Linked DNA regions of Homo sapiens: region 1 is linked to region 2. A link is a contact called in ENCODE Hi-C or POLR2A ChIA-PET data. All regions are on one chromosome and are shown on one strand. Each heading gives the region's core, a stretch centred on a gene start or an enhancer-like site at or near the end of the contact. The rest is flanking DNA. Distances are from core to core; before and after follow the strand shown.

Region 1 (5,228 bases), core at 106-2,605, 400 kb after region 2:
GTGGCTCACAAAGTCTAAAATATTTACTCTTTGGCCCTTTACGGAAAACGTGTACAAACTTTGTCCTCTGAAATATAGTTTGGGAACCTACTTCACTCATGATATCAATAATTCTAAAAAATTTCAAACAATTTTTAAAGTCAACATTGAGAAGTTTTCCATGGTTAGAATTTAATAATTACAGTCAATAACTCTCTTAAAGCATCGTGACAATAAAGTAGAAGGACACTGTGTAATTCTATATGGTCTCTGTCTTCAGGGAGCTCCCAAGCTAGTTTGTGAAAAAGAGAACTCAAGGCACAAACAACTGGGGGGCAAGAGATGTTCTAAACACTAAGAGGAGGCAATATGGCATAGTAGAAAGAATGCAAGCATGTGTAAGAGTAAAACATACACAGGGCGCAGAGTCACAAGAGTCAGGGGTTGGTCTTGGCTGTGATACCTTCTCCTGCGATAAGAGTAAGACCTGCTTTATTGAGCACTTACTATGTGCCAGGCACCATCCCAGTTGCTTTCCATGAAGGATTGCTCTTTAATTCTTATCATAATGAATAGGTACTATTATTATCCCAGTTTATGGGTGAGGAAACCAAGTCTTAGGTTGACTAACTTATTAAAATAAAGCACATACCTAGTAGGTGGTGAACAAGAGCCAAAACAAGTCTGTTGGTCAGCTAACCACCACGTTATAGTGGCTGCTGCTTAGGGGCAGCATATATCCTCTGCATTTCCCCAGAGGTGACAGAAGTAGTGGAGAGGGTAGTGCTCTCTAGGCTCTGACACACAGCCCATGTTTGCTGACTCAACAACCACACAACGTAATGCTATGGCACCTCAGGTGGCAGGGAGGGTATCGTGGGCTGGACTGATCTTCAGAAGGCTGCATCTGAGCAGGGTGTGGAAGGATGGCAGAAGGAAGAGGGGAGTGAGGCACTCAGGGTAGACAGAAGGTGATACTGCCACATCCTCCACTCAGAAGGAATCTGGAAGGTTTTGACAAATATGTACATTTTGGAGTGGGAACAGCAGAAAGTAGGGGCTGGCTACCTACTTTCCACTACCCCTATCCCCACTCCCCCTAGGGGGTGAGGCAGAGATAAGCACGCTTTGTGGGGCACACTGATCCACAAACTTGCAAGCCTGAGCTCCACTCAGCAGCAGCCTGGGCAGGATGAATGGTGGTGTGCAGGTGTTTGCGGCATGCATAGCTTCTCTTTCTCCTAGAGTCAATCCAGTGATCCCCTGCGAAAAGAATCCTCCACTTGACCTGAATGCTCTGTATTGGCACCTTCTGGACAGGAATCCTATCGGGTATTTCATCAAAGCATCCCACAGCAGTTTTAAGTGTGGCTCCATGAGAGTAAGACACCAGGACAGCTGTGCCACCTAGTGATGCTTGCCTGTACTGTCTGCATCCCAGAGAGTGGGAGAGGCTTCGGAAAGGACTGGTATTTGCTATTTTTGGCCAACACTTCTACATGCAAAGGAATCTGAAGTCTCCGCCTGGGCTTCAAAACATTTCTTGTGGCCTCACTGACCATTCCCGTGAGCCTCAGGGGACATGAGTGTCTTCAAGCTAAGAGGGAGCAGTCCAACTCTGCAGCACGAATTACCAAGGAACATACAACAGACACTTCCCCTCCTCCATTTCTGCCTTTCAGCAGAAAGGGAGGGTGCACCTCCTCTTACATCCTATTGTGGCTGCAATAACCTGCTTGCTTTCTTGTGCAGCCTGGAAGTCTTATGCACACAGCACCTGCTGCTTTCTAAACTAAATAGAAATGCTATCGTCTGCAGTCAGAAACAGAAAAGACAGAGGATGCCTGGTGAGGATCTGTCCTACATCCCAGAGTGCAAGAGTTAAAGGTGCTAACCATTAGTGTTATGTGGGTGCAGCTTATGCACACAGAGAATGATCAGTGTTTTCATTTAATAGGAACTCTCCTCCACTCCCAAACACAGCAGTGGAGGGAAAGGCCTTTTAAGCCTTATTAAGGTTGAGGAAAAACTCTGGTGAAATTATACTACATATTTTTGTTTCTTTCTCTATTTCAGATTCCTTGCAAGAGGTCCACTGGAAAGCTAGAATTCTAGAAGTCAGGATGGGAAAGCCTCATACGTAATGCTTTTGCTCCTTTGAATTACAGTTAACTCCAGTGGTGCCACTGACACTGCTTTCGCGTAGTGGTTCTAGTATCGTACGATGCTGATACAAGTAAGCTATGGCTATGTGTTTTCCGTAAGAAAGGAAAACATCACTCCAGGAGAGAAATGGAGGATGAATGATATTTATCAGATTGTAGCTTCTGAAAATGGATTTGCTTTACCAGATCAAAGACAGCCTGTTTCTACACATCACCAATTCTGTGGGAAACATTCCAGATATTCTGAGAGCGCATTTTGAGACTGAGTAGTTGGTTCCCTCACTGACTGTTTCTACTGTAAGTAATAGTATATTTCCATGCACTCTTGATTGGTATTATACAGTTCATCAATAAGACAAAAGCAGAAAAGAGGTACAAAGAGACCAACAGGGAAGAAAGACGCGAAGATGAAAACTTCAGCAGCATGCCACGTACAGTTGGCTTGGATGTACCCTGCACAAAAGTGTCCAGCCTGTACCTCGCTGACCTAGCTGTTCGCCGGTACAAGATTAAGGAAGTGACAGCTTTTCCTAATTCACTGAAAGTGCTTTGGGACTAAATTGTAGCACAGTATAAGTAAAGTATCCTAAGGGGAAAAGAAAACTCCATATTCATGATCCTTAATCTATTTTATTGATTAAAGATTTAGCCAAATACATCACTCCTGCTTTTGTCCCTGTAACAACCAATGCTGTGTTATCAGGAAGAGATAAAACCAGACCTGATCGGAGCTACTCAATCACTTGGTCCTGAATCACTCGCTTTTCACCCAAAGTCAACAGTCTTGATTCCTCATATTTTAAGGTGTTCATTGTAATGTACTGTTACTGTTTGCATACAGCTGTCAGCTGCAAAAACATTTTTTTTTTTGAACACAAAAATCAGGCTTTTGCCCCCCAACACCCACCCCCTTCCCGGGAGACTCCATGGTAGCCTACTGACTCACACTGACAAAAAGGACAAAGGCCCTGGGTTGTCTCTGCCGCCTGCCTGTCCAGATGTAATTAGGCCTCACACAGGTAACCCCTTGGGCAGCAGAGAAAGCTCAGCGAGAAGGCACGGGGTTGTGAATACAGTTTCACGATGATTTCCATGGCTGCCATGAAGGCTCTGATCAGCTACAAATGGGCAGATGCCAGGATGACCCTCCTGATTTCCTGGTCCCTCCTGGACCTGGATCTGGATCTGGATCTGGTGTCCAGGGAAGAGCAAAGACCAGGAGAAAGAGGTAGAATCCCAGCAACAAAGCCTGGGTATGCGGTCTTTGAGAATGCCTCAAGAAAACAAATTCTTGCTTCTCCCTTTTCAAGGGGCTACAGGGAGACGACACAGCTGATGGGTATTTTTGTAGCCAGATATCAAGTAGTGTTAACGTTGGGCATAGGTTCAAACAAATGTGCTCCGTTAAGAATCTACACAGCATGAAGAGTGTTTAGACTTCATGATATATATATATATAAACATTCTTCAGGGAGGGTTTCCTTCAGAAAATTCAATACTCAAGGAAAAGGAGTTAGGGACAGTTTATTTTGGTTATTTTCTTTGTTTGTTTTCTCCAAAGCTATTTCTTGAAAAAGGAATCCTTTCAAAGTAAATAAAGGAATCCTTTCAAAGTAAAATAGACTACATTACATTTTTATCCCAAAGCTGCTGGGTGGTAGGTGTGACTTGGAAAACTGTAGTTTGTTTCAAGCAAATCCACTTGGATTGAGCATGAAGGAAAATAAAATTAAAGGATGATGACGAATAAATGGAAATGTTTAAGGATCACTTTGGCCAGCATCTTCATACTTAATTGTTGCTTTTACATGTATGTAGTTTTTCCTGAACACAAGAGGAAACGTATGGTAATGTGAGGAACAGAAAGAATAAGATGGGAAACTAAACATTTGAAAAGAACTTTCATTTTCTGAAAAAAAAAAAAAATGTTCTCCCATAGATGCAACAGAATTAATCTTCATTAGTTAGCACAGCTATACTCTTCTTCTTAAATGTCTCAAATGATACTGTGACTTCCCTTAGAGAGGAGGAAATCAGAGGACAGCAGGAATAATTAAGACAGTAGGGCTAGGGGCATAGCAACAGGATTGGAACCCAAAGCCCCTGGATTTCTCATCCTCACTGAGGCACAAGAAACATCAGGCCTTTTGATTTAGGCTCCAAGCAATAATTAGCATCTAATAAGGTCCCTTCAATGAGGATTTTTACATTTATTTCCTATCACTAGTATATTATTTTAGATACTCTAATTACTTTTGAGGTGCTGGTGGTATATGAATAATATAGGTAAATGACACTACGAGACAAGGCACTGTTTGTAAATGGCCAAATTCTTTGGGCTGTACTAATCAAACAATGGTTGACTCTCCCTTTAACTTTCATCATGCATTTAAAACAGTTTTTTTTTGTTTTTTGTTTTTTGTTTTTTTTTTTTTTGGTGGGGGAGCAGTGAGGCAGCGTCTCACTCTGTTGCCCAGGCTGGAGTGCAGGGGTGAGATCACGGCTCCGTGTAGCTTCCACCTCCTGAGCTCAATCAATCCTCCCACCTCAGCTTCCTGAATAGCTGGGACTACAGGTGCACACCACCACGTCTGGCTAATTTTTGTATTTTTAGTAGAGACAGGGTTTCACTATGTTGCCCAGACTGGTCTCGAACTCCTGGGCTCAAGGGATCCACCTGCCTTGGCTTCCCAAAGTGCTGGGATTATAGGTGTGAGCCACCGTGCCCGGCCTAAAACACAGTCTTGAACTTATCTGGTTAAGTACAAGGTGCTAAAGGTGCCACTTGACCATCCTAAGCCTCCTCTTCTTTTCCCCATTTCTCACTTTTTAAAAATTCGAATTTATTTTTTGGTGTAAAGCTTAATAGCATGGGTTTTAACGTTTTTGAGGGCTGCTTTTCATTCAGAATTTTCACCACTCTTCATCGCAGCAGTTCCTGGAGTAAGCATGGCTTCACTAAGGGACCGAGGCCACAGTGAGAATTAATATTTATTTTTTGGCTAATGTTTACAGAGTGCCTTAAGCTGTTCAGCAAAAATCACTTATTTTCCCAAAGAAAACACACTCATCTCACTTCTCTAC
Region 2 (4,874 bases), core at 1,298-3,797:
AGGATTGAGAAGGAGGCAGAAAATACAAAGTGCAGCATACACGCAAATTTCCCATATTTATTTTTGGGCTCAGTAACCTGTTGGTAGGAGGTGTTTATGACCTGGAAGAGGAGTCTAGCAAGAGATGTAACTAGCTATTCTCATTCCAAAATGGTTCACTTGGTATTGACTGGGAAATGGGCCATGTCATTCTTGCTTTTGTTCGAGTACATTCTGTGGCCCTTCCTGCTAACTTTCTGGGTATAGCTTGCCAACTCTAGGCCTCAGTTTTCTTGTATAAGGACTTTATCTATCTTTCCTTTATGCTCAGATATGCTGTGATGGCTTAAGCTTTTTCCTTAGTGCTTATACCCTTAAGCCGCACTCAGATAGAAGACAGAGGGAAGGCATACACGTTTGTGAGTGACCCCATGGGGTAGTTCCCTGAGCCAGAAAAGACAGAGACTTATGAAGCCCTGCATAGGTGACACCCGAAATCTGCCTGGCTTTGCGGATCCTGGCCTTTCTTCTAAGTGCTTGGAAGACCTTGGCAGATTCAGCCAGCGTTTTGATCACTGCCAGAGCCTGCAGCTTTGTTGCTAATTGTTTGCTGAATGAATTGAGCAAAAGCACAACTGGTCCCAAGGCAGGAGTGAGGAGGTGAGGGAAAGACAGAAAAACAAACCAGAAGAGAGGACTGGGTGACTGCCTTGGAAAATCTTATTATTACTAGTACATTTTTTTGTCTTTTAATCACAAAGGCTGTCTCTGCACTAGGACTAAAGAACCAGAACTGTTCAGAAAGAGAGAAGAGCCCAGCACCTTATACTCAGGAGATACTGAAAAACATCATATAAGGTGTTTACTGTTGAGAGAAAAGTACACATCAGAGGATGCCCATTATTGATATAGAGCCTTCTCTGTATCTGGATGAACGTGACCAGGAAGCCACCCTCAGCCTGCTGCAGCTGTTTTCAGAATCTGTGGGATCACACCCCAGAGGCAGTTGGGTCAGCCGCAGGCATCAGGTGAGGAGGAGGAAGAGTGAGACAGCTATTACAGGCTGCCGGACCAGGTGGCTGTGAAGAGGTGTGGGGACACCAAGGCTTATATAAGGAGGATGGAGAACACAGGCCAAAGGGGAGGCTGTAATGCTGACTTCGATTGGCTAACTTAATATAAGGCAGACTGAGGGAGGAGGAGGAGGGCAGGAGAGAACACGCTTTAGAAAGCATGACGGTGTCTCATTCTGTTTGCAAGTGAGCACGTAGGTGCCTTCCAAATATGATCCTGAAGAAGGTGCAGATAAATGAAAAATTGGATATACAATAAACCACATACCTCTTTATGTTTATATATGAACATATTAAAGAAGGTTGGCTTTAGTAGAGTATGATGCATATTCTAATTATATCAATATTGGATGCATTGTTAGTACCATTTCTCAACTTCATTTAAAAATCACTTTCAGAAAATACAAAAAATAATTCTGAAGATTTTAACCTTAGGTGCCCGTAGATCATTTTCTTAGGAAACTGCAGCTTTTAGAAATGCTGGACATACTTTATCCAAAGCGTTATAACTGGTCTTCCACAAGCCTAGGATAAAGTTTTCCACAGAAACACTACTACAGAAAAATGCCACATGCCATGGATTAAACACTGAAACCAGCTAATCACAACACATGAGAGCAAATGTAGCATGTTCAGAGAAGTACAAATATGTTGAAACATGTCTGTCATGAAATCTGATCTTAACAATCCTCTGAAGACTAGCCTTTTTGCAAAGAGAACTTATGACTAATATACCTCACGGAGGGGGTCTCAGTTTCTAATAGAGTTAATTTTATCTGCTTTGATGATGGAAACGAAAGACACCCTGGAAACATCCTCTTAATTCTAAGCACCATCCACTCTTTTTGAGGGGGGAGAGGGAAGCTTTCAGTAATTCCCAGTGTGTCTTATACTGAATATATAGAAGATGGTAAAGCAGGGCCAGGTAATTCCAACACTTAAACTGCTACTTAACCATCCACATATTAAAGGAGTTTACATGGATTGTCAGCTATGAAAGAGGTTTCTCAATCTATATCCCACTCCACAGTCAACTCTCCTCACAGGTGCTCTTGGCTGTGGGGCACTCATAATCTCAGAAGCCGATAAGGCTGCCAAGTTCAAGTTGCCGTGACTCTGAACACAGTATAATATTCCCATTCCAAGCCATAGCCCGTCACTTTTGTGGCTGTTCAGATGAGGGCCCTTCTTGGTACCACTCTGACTCACATACACTGGCTGAAGTCATGTAGCAGGTGAAGGACTTAAGTGTCACTAAGTTGGTTTCCAGTTGCTTCCAGGAAAAAAAAAAAAAATCCCCGGCATATAAGATTCTTGCTCCTGACACCTGGCACTTTCTCCTTGTGTTCATGGCTGCAGACAGAAGATCTGGCCATTACTGTTTTGGCTTCAAGTGCTGCCTCCCACACACATATTGAGGGGCTCTGCAACAAACAGAAACCTAGGGACACTGACATTTTGGAGGCAGGGTGTAGAAAAAAACACTGTATGTGTATCTGAAAACTCTGCCATGCATGTCAGCCCTGACACGCCACTTCCTAGCTCTTCTAACGTCAGAACATTCTGTGTTAGGAGTTGCTAATCAGTCCAATATCATATGTAGTTTAACGGTGTTGAAACACATTTGCCAGAAAGGAGGCCAAAAGGAAGGGCCCCTCTACTGCTATCTTCTGCAAAAGATCTGATCACTTGTGACTGCAGCCCCTCACTTTGCCCCCAGGTGTTTTCTCCCTGTGTTGTTCTTGGGCGTGTTTAATTTGGATTGAGCATCCATGGAGCTGTGTAAACATTGAGGTCCCATGAATATTGCAATATTAAACAGCAGTGGTAATTACCAATAGACCCCTCAAAAAGCAATCGAATAGCAAACTCACCTTAACTTGGCCTTTGTATCTCTGGCAACGGAAAGCTCAAAATGCAGTTCTGTCATTTTTGCACAGTCATTTACCTTGACACCCTCCCTCTGCCGTGGAATCAAATCTCCATGTATAAAAATAAACCTAGAAACTTTCTGTTCACACGTTTTGAGGTATGTGCACCAAATGACACACTTTGGGAGGTAAGCACGAGTCATGGTAACTGACCACATCCTTTATCTTTTCATCCTAAGACTTAGCAGAACTTTATCTTTACAATAAAATGGCCTTTAGAAGTGGGTATCACCAACTTCAGAATGTGAACATCGTTACTGAGAAAAAGCATTTTCCTTTTAAACAGAAACCAACAGCCATGCATTAAAAGGCCTGAGGAAAAAAAAAAAAGTGGAGCTACCACAAAACAAACAAATATTCAGCTTGGTTTCAGGAAGCTTAGAGAGGATCAAACAAGGCTTTCTCTATTGAAGTTGTTCGAGAACATTTATGGTTATTTCAGCTTCAGTTTCTATTTACGCTGCTGGCTTTTATGCCTCGACCTCAGGAGGGCATTCCAACTTCAGGTTAACTCACAAGTAGCTTCAGAAAAGTTGGCCTGAAAATCCCACCCCCAGAGTGGGGGAGGGGAAAGCACGATGGTTCACATTGGTTTCCAAACACCTTTCAAACCACTGCTTTGGCCTTGAGTCGAGGATATCTCAAAAATTGGGGAGAGAAATTCCACGGAGAGAGGGTGAGAAAGGTTTCTCATGGTGTGAACATTCATATAGGGAGACTGTCTCTTCCTGCGGGATGAAACCAGGAGAAGAGAGCACCAATTTGCGGAGCCCTCGTGAAGGTTTCCACTCAGGAGTTTGCAATTTTCTGTTGGTCCCTAGGGAGGAAGATTTAGTACATGGTTGAATTTCCAAGCAAATTAACTTCCAGAATAAAGGAGGAACTATGCCAACCCTTTGCAAACAATATTTTTGTTTTATAAATCTATTTAGTTTTCAATTCTTCGTGCCATTTATCCTCATAACCATGTTTTGGTTGGTATTTTTAATCCCCTTTTGATGGATTAGGAAATTGAGGTTTAGAGATTAAGAAACAAGCCCAAAGTTATACAATAAATACATAGAAAAGCTAAGATTCAAACCCGGGTCCTTTTGCCTCTAATGTCCGAGTCCCTTCCAATACGCCACACAGCCCCTGACCACTCCCTTCCGTTAACAATGCATATTGTCAGCGGTGGAAAGAGGAAGAAACTTTTGGAGTAGAATACTGAACAGTTTTGATTAGGGAGCGGATGTGAGGCAGAGGAAATATTATCACTTTGGTGGTTGTTACTATGTCCCCATCCTTTCATGGAAACATATGGAAGTTTTCTCTTAAACGTACATGTCAGAACTTGCCGGTGAAATTTAAGTGACACCCTGCATATGGTGCAAGTTCATCTCCGAGAAGCAAGAGATGAAAAAGCCGCTGTTTCCAGATGTATCAAATCTCATATAAATACCACACGTTGCTTGCCTCTGGAGAAGGTCTCAGTAAGGTTTGTCCAGATTTCAACATAGAGTATTCCTATTTACATATGTCCCGCTGCATACATACTTAGCTATGTCAATATCCACTTGGCATACTCTGGAGCTTAGAAAAAGTTTCCTGCCGAAGCTGAACAGCTTCCCTTGATTGCTCCTTTGCAAACCTTCATGGTTTTTTCATTGTAACAGATTTTTGATTACACAAAACATGCCACTATTCTATGGAACAAAATCAAGCTACATCCCTTTACCCAACCGCCCTTCCCCCATAACATCAATACCAAAAAGGCTTCCACTCCAGGGGGCTTCTGGGAGCATTCCCACAAACCACACAGCTTTCTGCACCCTCCTTCAGCCCCAGTCTTTTTAAAAGTTAGTACAACATGTCCATAAAGGCCACTCTCCCTTGCAGAGTTTTGAACAGC

Evidence for each region. Hi-C counts contacts between places; a loop is a spot of excess contacts on that map. ChIA-PET counts read pairs that join two places held with the same protein, here RNA polymerase II (POLR2A). Pooled maps may share reads with other maps.
Region 1: a pooled map shows a loop between it and region 2 (2.2-fold over the local background). The contact joins two enhancer-like sites. A Hi-C loop is called at or near these places in 5 of 50 pooled maps. POLR2A ChIA-PET finds 5 or more read pairs at or near these places in 2 of 52 experiments (T-cell and activated CD4-positive, alpha-beta T cell).

Annotation. Positions count from the first base shown.
Region 1 is chr15:61,050,261-61,055,488 of GRCh38, forward strand. The region is part of intron 1 of RORA (RAR related orphan receptor A); the gene reads right to left. The region is part of intron 1 of LOC107984805 (a long non-coding RNA gene); the gene reads right to left. Among named protein-coding and RNA genes, the nearest start is that of RORA, 180 kb to the right of the region's middle. Within about 2 kb of position 1,356, at least 2 of the 41 ENCODE cell types and tissues checked have a DNase peak (open chromatin) inside an H3K27ac peak, as active enhancers do.
Region 2 is chr15:60,646,909-60,651,782 of GRCh38, forward strand. The region is part of intron 2 of RORA (RAR related orphan receptor A); the gene reads right to left. It overlaps LOC105370846 (a long non-coding RNA gene), which reads left to right. Exons shown (of 5, transcript XR_007064663.1): 5 at 741-4,874. Among named protein-coding and RNA genes, the nearest start is that of RORA-AS2, 32 kb to the right of the region's middle. RefSeq lists an enhancer at 3,233-3,734. Within about 2 kb of position 2,548, at least 4 of the 41 ENCODE cell types and tissues checked have a DNase peak (open chromatin) inside an H3K27ac peak, as active enhancers do.